2 separate regions of the Mus musculus genome follow, and region 2 is linked to region 1. Evidence: chromatin contacts called from ENCODE POLR2A ChIA-PET data. All regions are on one chromosome and are shown on one strand. The core of a region is the stretch at or near the end of the contact, and the rest is flanking DNA. Distances in the headings are between cores, read along the strand shown.

Region 1 (4,791 bases), core at 1,566-4,065:
CTCAAAAGCATCACCTCTCAAGAGTAGATTTCCTTGACCAGTTATAAGGGAAAAACCACACTTTTGGCGGTGAGGGTCTGCAGGGACAGTCTGATATAATTACAGCATCAACAGAAGGCCCAAGTCCAATGACTGATGTGTGAAGAGACCATCACCTTTAAAGAGCAATGATGTAGCCTTGTCAGCCTAGCACCAGGAAACCCACCCATGCTCTGCCTGCCACACAACAAAACCATCCCAGCACCTCAGCCACAAACAAATTTTTATCCCCAATTAAGAACTAAATAGTTAGCCAGGTGGTGATGGCGGCACACACCTTTAATCCCAACCTTTGGGAGGCAGATGGATCTCAGTGTTCAAGGCCAGCCTGGTCTACAGAGTAAGTTCTAGGACACATGGGCTACAAAGAGATATCTTAAAAAAAAAAAATACTTTCTCCTTTGACCACAGAATAAATCAAGCCTCACCTGTGTGGTACCAGTGACTTACAACAGACACCACATAGTGTATGTATGTGAACCACTTAAACGTTCTATCTAGAATGAATCCCAACACACAGGGAATGAGGAGACTCCCCGTCCTGAGGCACTGTGAGGTGTGGGCGCATGGCCGAGGCAACGGAACACTCACCTTCTGGGGCGCTTCTGCTTATTTTTCGTACGGCTTTTCCGGGTTGGCTTGGGCAGAATCCTCCTCTTTAAAGTGAATTATAATAAAAATAAACACAAAACAATGAGCTAATAATAAAGCCAACAAATCTCAACTACTTTAAGTACAAAAATACCCATGTCGCCACCTTCACAACAGCCCACCACTCAGCACAAATTGCCAGCAGCATTCCTCTTTCCCATCAGCCCTACTTCATTCACCCTGCACACTGCACCAAAGCCAATCCTGAACTCAAGCACTGTCCCATACCAGCCCCTCCAGCCTGCTACTCCCAGACCAGCAGACTTCCCACTCTCACCCCAACACCCTAGGCTGAGCTTTCCACCAACAGGGCTGACAGCATCCTCACCAACAGAACTTAAGCCCCAGGAATTGAAGAGGGGCAACTGAGCAGATGGATACCTGAGCAATGAAGACCACGTGCTTGCCACTGAACTTTTTCTCCAATTCACGAACTAGCCGGACTTGGATTTTCTGGAAAGATTTAAGCTGAGGAACTGGTACAAAAATTATGATAGCTTTCCGACCACCACCAACTTCGATTTCCTGGGAGGAAAAAATGTCTGTGTCATTTTTCAGTCCTTAACCTCCATCTTCCTCATTCAAATGGCACCACTCACAGCCAAATACCACCTGAATCAAGGACCCGCCCCCTTCTGAGGCAGAGTCCTTGTAGTCCTTGTAGTCCCAAGTGCTAAGATTAATATGCTCTGCCACAACCAGCAAACAACTCCCCCCTCAAACATTCTCCTGTGGTTTGGACATAGCCTAGGGGTTCGCAAGTTAAACCATGACGCTCATATTGAGGTTCTAAGGTGGAGCCTCCATCGCACAATCCCGGTGACTCTACAAGAGACACCAAAAGGCCAGCAGAGAGCTATGTCCATATGTCCATCATCCTAGCACTGGAGAGGTAGAGGCAGGAGGACGGAGTTCAAGGCTAGCCTCAACTACAATCCAAGTCGGGAGACCAGCCTAGGTTAGAAGAGATTCTGTCTGGTGAGTCTGATCAGACCATGACTCTGGCCATGTGCCACCTCAGGATCTCCCAACATGATTGAACCATCTAGAAAGGTCAACTTTAAATTCACCATGGCCTGGGTATCTCTGATGTAAGGCTCTTCTCCAAATTCAAAACTTTCCAACACTATGAAATTGACCAAAAAACTCAATAAAATTAACACTCTCCCTGGGTGGCTGAGCAGTGGTAGTTCAGGGCACAGGACCCAGGTTCAGTTCCCAGCACTCACAAGCATTTGTAATTCAAGTTTCAGGAACACGCAAGGTGCATGTACATTAACAGAAGCAAAATACTAACTTACAAAAACGAAACACCTGTCAAACGCCAAACTCAGAAACACCCACTGATCCTCAACCGAGTGGTACTGGGTCTAAACACTTCCAAAAAGTTAAGGTTAATGTCAGTGGGGAAAGAAAAAAAAAAAAAAAAAAGTCCAGCAATCAAGTGCAGAAGGCAGCACGGACTTAAGCGTGAGACTGGCCTGCACTGGAAGTCCCTGTCTGCTGCCCTCCCGTCTCTTGCCCCGGGAATAGAGGCTGTCAACCACCCGTGGGCAGCGAGCGAGCGCACTCCGGGGTCCCCGCTCACCTTGGCTGCGGTGATGTTGAGTTCCCGCAGCTGCGCCTTGAGATCGGAGTTCATCTCCAGCTCGAGCAGCGCCTGGGGAGACAGAGAACGTGGGCGCCATGCCGGGGGTCAGGGGACCCTGAGGTCAAGCGCGATCGCGGGGGGCACCCGGGCGACAAGCTCACCTGAGAGATGCCAGACTCGAACTCGTCCGGCTTCTCGCCATTGGGCTTCACGATCTTGGCGCTCGAGCTGAACATGGCTTCACCCTGAGGGGAGGAAGGTGCCACCGGTCACCTGGGGCGCGGGCCGCCAAAGCCGGGGCCATCTACGGGCGCAAGGCGGATAATCCGCTGCATCCCACCCCGGGGAGCAGGCTCTGCCGCCCCGGACGCCCCCCAAGAGTCTGTTCCCCCAAACTCTGCGAAAAACCGCGGCCACATTGCGGCCCGCGAACCTACCTGACGGATCGCCGGCTTAGAAAGAGGGACGGCTCTCGCGAGAACGGCTCATATCCGGGTGGCGGAAGAAAAGAGGTGGGGACAGCGGAAGTAGGTGGGTGGAAACCGGAAGCTCTTCTGAAAAGAGTTGGACCGCCTAGAGTGTACCGGAAAATAGTTCCCTACTGGGAACTAATGCGGGAGGATGAGCGTGCCGGTTTCGCTTGTTCCCGGTAGTCGTCAGCGTTCGGCTCCGTTGGTGAAAATTCTCCGCTCCCCTAGTTGGAGACCTGGGCAGAGTGGTGGCGGCCGGACGGCCCTAGGAAAAAGAAAGAAAGCAGCTTCCTTCCCCACGAAGATGGGACGTTTCAAATGTTTCATTAGTCCCCAGCTTTCTCCGCGTTTCCTGCTAACACAATGAAAGGGAATCAGCATGGTGGTGGCGCACGCCTGTAATCCCAGCACTCGGGAGGCAGAGGCAGGCGGATCTCTTGAGTTTGGGGCCAGCCTGGTCTACAAAGAGAGTTCTGGGACAGACAGGGCTACGTATACAAACCATGTATCAAAAAATGAGGTACGGGGTTGGGGCGGGAATCAGACTTGTGTTCAGCTCTTCCTATAGGGAATCAAATTAGTGAGGTAGTGTTAATTAATAGTCATTAATTCCTGGTTTTTACGTATATTGCTTGGTACAGCAGACGATTCTAGAACATGTCCAGGAACCCCTGTCTTCACAAGTATGAAGCTGCCCTGTTGAACATCTGCCGAGAATGCTAAATATGGTGGCTCATGCCTTTTCTCAGGATTCAGAGGCGGGGATCACTGTGAAGGCAGGCTTGGTCTGCGAGTGCCAGAGCTGCAATAGAGACCCTGTCTCAAAAAAAAAAAAAAAAAAAAAAAATCCATTTTCAGAGAGTACCAATAACGGAAGCTGACGGTGGGGTTAGCTGTAGAAGGCCAGGCTTCTGCCTGCCTGGGCTACCTGCAAAACAGGGACAGTTAAGCCCTAAAAGGTGGGGAGAGCAAGGAAGCCAGGTCAGTGAGAAACACTAAAACAGAATGAACCTTTAATCTCAACACTCGAGAGGGAGAGGCAGAGGCAGACAGATCTCTGAGTTTGAGGCCAGCCTGGTCTACAGGACAGCCAGGGCTACATAGAGAAACCTTGTCTGGAAAAACCAAAAGGGAGAAAAAAAAAAAAAAAAAGAATGAAGACAGCCCTGGGAGAGCACTCTCTATAGTGGAGCAATTTCCTTTAGTCAGGGCATTGTCAGAAAAAAAGAGACAGACAGACAGATTAGGAACAGTAAGTCAGAAAGATCTGAGGATGGGAAACAACAAACTCATCAAAGCAATGTTTACTGAAGAAATGCCCACCACTGCTGACTGTCACCCTAACTTCATGTGCCCTGTGAGGCTCTGCTCTAGACAGGCAATACAAGCACACCTGATTCACATGTAGTTGAATAGCCTGTTTTAGCCTAGAAGCTGGTTACTAAAACCAAGTGAATCCTTGTCATCACGGAAAACACAGTTTGGTAAAGACATTATGTAAATACATGATGAAATATACAGGACTGGAGGGATGGCTCAGTGGGTCAGAGAGCGATGACTGCTCTTCTGAAGGTCCTGAGTTCAAATCCCAGCAACCACATGGTGGCTCACAACCATCCGCAATGAGATCAGATGCCCTCTTCTGGTGTGTCTAAAAACAACTACAGTGTATTTACGTATATTAAATAAATAAATTTTTTTAAAAAATAAATATACAATATTTTGTTATGGCTTGCATAACAAAAAAATGTGCGAAAGTGTAAGGAGGACAGATGTACACTTTAGGGAGTTAGGAAAGCCTTTGAAAGGGATGATAGAGCTGGGCATGATGGCGCACACCTTTAGTCCCAGCACTTGGGAGGCAGAGGCAGGCAGATTTCAGAGTTCGAAGCCAGCCTGGTAGTGAGTTCCAGGACAGCCAGGGCTATACAGAGAAACCCTGTCTCGAAAAACCAAAAAATAAAATAAAATAAAATAAAATTTAAAAAAAGAAAGAAAGGGATGATAGTACTACCCTGGGACATGAAGGAGCAGTTAGGA
Region 2 (4,791 bases), core at 1,398-3,897, 62 kb after region 1:
TGCTGACTTGTCAGGGTGGGATGGCCACGTATCTTAAGCCTGGCCATGTCACACTGATGAAGATGAGCCTGCTGGGATGGCTGCAGTAGAAGGCTGCTCCTCTTTCTCACTGAAGACAGGGCAGTTACTCCTGTGCACTGAGGGTGAGGGAACAGGTACAAGATGCAGAGCCAGCATCACATTGCTTGCAGGCCAAACTCAACGGTGCCCAGGAATCTTGGCCTTGAAGATCTGCTTTCTTTGGGCTCCGATTCCTTGGCCCAGATACTATATCTCTTGTTTGGAGCAATATGTCCCAAGGACTGTACCTCTCCTTTGCATTGGACCCTGAGATGGAGCATGGGCCTCTAGCATTCCTCTCGGCTGAACAGCCCAGCCCCACTACACAGCAAACCTCCTTCCCTTGTTTTGTGCCCTTTCTCTGGCTACTAAGGACACTACTACTCCTCTTTGCTCCCGGGGTCAGCACTGGCCTGTATCAGCCCCAGGCTTTCAAAACCAATGAGCCAGGGGCCTCCTCTGACTTGGGATCCCATTCAGGATGGAGCCAGGCACCCTCTTCATTGTCTTCCCATACACTCAACAGCAAACAGCTCCAGCTCAGTGAAGAAGCCAGTCGCGTCCCTAAGCATTCCTTATGTCATGTGGCTTTCACTGTGGAAATGAGGGACACTTATCCTTGGGGCCACTGTGCCCCCCCCCCCCCAAATATCAGATTCCCCACTCTGCACAAGTACTTTCAGTGTTCCCAGATATGTATGCAGACGGCCTCCTCCTGTGTTCTGGGTCTTCCAAGCAGGAAAGCCTTGCTAAGGAGTCAGGGAATATAGGACTCCAGTACCCATGAGTTCCAGACTCCCACATGCCAGGAAGGCATTCTAGCTACAGATGCTGTTAAGGTGTGGTGGCCATGCAGGCTGCAGAACACTGCGAGGTCACGAGTGTAGCAGTGCCATGTGCCAGAGTGGGTGGGCTCTTTCTCCTCTTGCCATCAGCTGTTCTTAACCACACCCTCTTTCCCCAGATTTAGAGCCTCTCCAGGGACAAACACACAAGGCCCATATCCTGGGCAGCCTGGGAGGTCCTGATCCTGGGACTGACAAGATGATGTACCAAATATTAGTGAACCGAGCCTATGCATTGCTGCAGCCTCTGTGTCAGGGTGCACTTGAGTGTTCCCTCAACACAGCAGCTGCAGTTAGCAGATGACCCTAACTGCAACAGGACAGAACACCACACAGCAGAATCATTGCAAAGAACACCTAATGGTCACATGAATTTGAACTGAACTATTTCCCTACTACTGCCTGTTTGCATGAGTTCTGAGGGGCAGAATTCACAGGCAACCTCACAGGATTGCAGCCACTGCACTCAGCCTTTGGGCTGTTAGCAGTGTAGCCAGTACCTGGAGGAGAATGCGGCCGATTCCACTCAGCAGCTGTGGCTCCTGCTCCGGGTAGTACTTGATTACTGTGAGGTAGGCATCCACAGCCAGCACATAGTCCTATGGTAAGAGACCAAAAGCATGTCGTGAGCTGGAGAAGCTGTACAGCGCTTTGCAGTGCATTATGGTCCAGGGATACACACACACACACAGACACACACACACACACACAGCTGTGGGGGCAGCAGGCTAGTGCTAGACCCCTCCCACCAATGGTGGTAGGACTGAGGACTCTGAATTCTGTGTGACATACATCCTCTTGTTACCACAGGGCTCTGGACCTAGCATCTGGCCCAAAGGCTGCTTTTTGCTCCCACTTCCTAAGCAGAAGCCAGAGATCCCTGTATTTGGTCCCTCCCTCTTTTCTGGCAGAGCTGTTGTAAGGACTCGTAGTTCTGCACCATTTCATCCTTCAAACACATAAGCCACACTTTGAAAGTGTCTCACTTTTCTGTGCTCAATATTGAGGCAAAATACCTGCATTGAAATGACCCACCAATCAAGTTTACTATGACAGTGAGGGCATATGGATGTCACTGTGACCTATAATGACATGTAGTTACTGCTGCTCTATAGAGGCAGGTGTCCAGAGGCACTGAAGGCGCTGTGGCCTTGGCGTCTGTATCCTGCAGATTGAGCTTTGTCTTCAGTGCTTCAGCTCTGTGCACCTTCCTAGCAGCAGCCTCACACCACTCCTGCCTGCAGCCCCTCCTTGAGGCTAAGTCTCTCTACCACCCACCTAGTATCCACTTCCCACTTTTGGTCCACAGTACAAAAAGGTATGAGAGTTGGGTTCAGTGAGAGGGTTCAAAGGTCAGCTCCTCCTCCAGCCTCTGTAGCGTGCAGCCGAGCAAACACTGTGGCAAGAGCCGTGCCAAGCACTTGTTTCCTCTCAGTTACAGCTCATGGTGACCAGTCCAAGGCTGGCACTGCTCATTTCCTCCTAACCATAAGATTCTGGGAGGTATTTCACTTCTCTACTCTAAACTTTAAGTTTCCTCTAAACTGGGACTACAGCGACTGAGCTTGCTAATTGGGAGGTTATAGAGACAGACGACAAGGAAAATTCCAGTTTGGCAGGGGTAAAAAAAAAAGAAGACTCTCCAGTCTGGTACCTTCAAGTGCAGCTCGTTAAAACTAATTTTATTCAAGGCCTGATGCTCACAAGGAGCCAGACCACACATGCCTTGATTTCCTCTCCTACCACGTTTGCTGCCTGTCACTGCGGCCCCGCCCAAGGCCAGCCGGCCTTATTTCTCATTGTGCCAGCAGGTGCACGTGGATGTGTGTGTGTGTGCATGCACCATGAGGTGTCAGGGGAGAAGGCAGCCTTTGGGCAGTCAGGGTCATGGCTGAGGGGACACGGACACGCCACCCTGTGCGACTTGAGGGCCTGCTCTCAGGCTGACCAGGGTCTAGCCCATGGCCCCTAAGGTCCATCCTGGTCTCCTCCTCCAACCTGGTACGTACCCTTACGTTTTATTTCACCGAGCAGAGGGCAGGCTGTGCCGAGTCACAGTACTGCATCTGATCACAGGCCATCGTGACCTAGGCTCCACCCTGCTCATGATGCTTCTGATGGACAGCTCATGGAGGGCCAGGGTGCATGGCATGGAGGGTCAGTATGCCTCAGGAGTAAGCCCTGCTAGGATCTTAGATTTTTTTGATTGGCATTGCTGCCTTTCAAACTTGCCCTAGGGTCAAGGGTACATGCTACTGAGAATGGCCCAACAGAAAAGAAACAGGCTATAAATATACCCATTATATATAACTTTTTTGAGACTGAGTCTTACGGTATAGCTCTGTACAGCCTGTAACTAACTATAGAGACTCAGTTGGTCTTGAACTCTCAAGAGATCCATCTGTTTCTGTCTCCCATGTTGGTGTTAAAGGTATGTACCACCAGGTTCAGTTTTGATAGGATTTTACAGTTCTCCTAGGAGGCAGGGTGGATCCACAGGTTTGGGACTGATCCGAAAAAGCAGCAGCAGAGAAGGGGTTGTCAGGCAGGTGCTATCGGCATCAGTGTCAGCATGTGTCAACAAGCCTGGGGGCGGTTAGAGGGAGTGTTCAGGGCTGTCACTGACGGCCACCTAGTTGGCTGTTAGTCAATGAAATCACTCATTCTGGGAACCTGGAGGCCAGCTGACAACAGCTTCTTGTAGTGTGTCCGCTCTACTCTTCTGACTACACTGACCTGCCCTTGAATAGAAATACAAACACTCATATGTGGGCAAAAGCATTCTTGCCTGACTTGCACCTAAAAACTGCATTGGCTGAGAGACTGCTAAATTGTATTAATGGCTGTTCTGTTGCCAACAAAGGCTTTATGTAGTGTTTTCCAAGCAAAGAGGAGGCACCCTGTGTGTGGCAGGCTCTTCCCCACAAAAGAGAAGCCACAATAGTCAATGCTGTGTGGGAGGTATAAGGACGTGAAGCTGAAAACTGTCCAGGTATCTTATGGCTACTGTGAAACCTCAGGATATCACATTTATGAACGAAGGGCTTTGTCTTGCAAGCGGGTGTTCCTGGAAATATATAGTGGGACTCTCAGAACTAGAACATATGAGCAAATTTCTTATCATTAAAAGGCTGATTAATTAGGTCATTGTTAGCTGGCACACAGGCCCCAGCTATGCAGCCCAGCTACTGTGGCAATACTTGTCGTGTCCACTAGATGGCAGCAGACTGCATGTGCTCACATCCACTTTCCTTACAGCATTTCTTTAACTCATGAAAATCAAGATTAAATCAAACTTTTAATTTAAATTACATCCATGGAGAAAGTATTTTTGAGACATGATAATCCGTCCCGTTCAGAACCTTGGGTGACAGGATGTCACAGGCAGACGTTTGGTGCCTGTGCCTACATTGCTGGCGGTGTCACTACTGCAGTAAAACAAAGGAAAGCGTTTTTTGTTACACTATTTTCTAACAGAGTCTCTCAGAAAGGCAAGCTGAGTGCACTGCAGCTGAGCAGCGACTTCCTCCCTGAGCATCTTCAGCCTGTGGCTGGGCACCACCAGTGCTGCAAGCCTAAGAAGGCAACCAAGGCTCAGAGACTTCAGGAGACTGGAGGCTCCCGGTGCCTTCTCAGGCTGCTACAGGCCACAGCAGTGAGGAGAGGCAGGCCTCACAGGGGGCGGTGGGACAGAAGGAAGCAGGCCCCTCCTTGGCTGAGGGCTGCAGCCCATGGGGAGGTGGGGGAGGCTCTGCAATGATGTCACCAGGGAGGTGGATGTGGGAAGATACCAGGAACAAAGTGGCCCTGTGGCAACAGACCATGTGCAAATATCTCACACAGAACTTCTAAAAGCTGTAATGTGTTCAAGAGTCGGAAAGAGCTG

What was found. ChIA-PET counts read pairs that join two places held with the same protein, here RNA polymerase II (POLR2A).
Region 2: POLR2A ChIA-PET joins it to region 1 with 33 read pairs in embryonic stem cell. The contact joins the enhancer-like site here to the promoter of Rps7 in region 1. POLR2A ChIA-PET finds 5 or more read pairs at or near these places in 5 of 5 experiments (Patski and embryonic stem cell).

The regions. Positions count from the first base shown.
Region 1 is chr12:28,633,138-28,637,928 of GRCm38, forward strand. It overlaps Rps7 (ribosomal protein S7), which reads right to left and starts at 2,816. Exons shown (of 7, transcript NM_011300.3): 1 at 2,719-2,816; 2 at 2,443-2,526; 3 at 2,279-2,350; 4 at 1,072-1,215; 5 at 631-695. The coding sequence starts at 2,517.
Region 2 is chr12:28,695,739-28,700,529 of GRCm38, forward strand. Trappc12 (trafficking protein particle complex 12) reads right to left here. Exons shown (of 12, transcript NM_178811.5): 9 at 1,406-1,504. Among named protein-coding and RNA genes, the nearest start is that of Mir6937, 19 kb to the left of the region's middle. Within about 2 kb of position 2,648, at least 1 of the 3 ENCODE cell types and tissues checked has a DNase peak (open chromatin) inside an H3K27ac peak, as active enhancers do.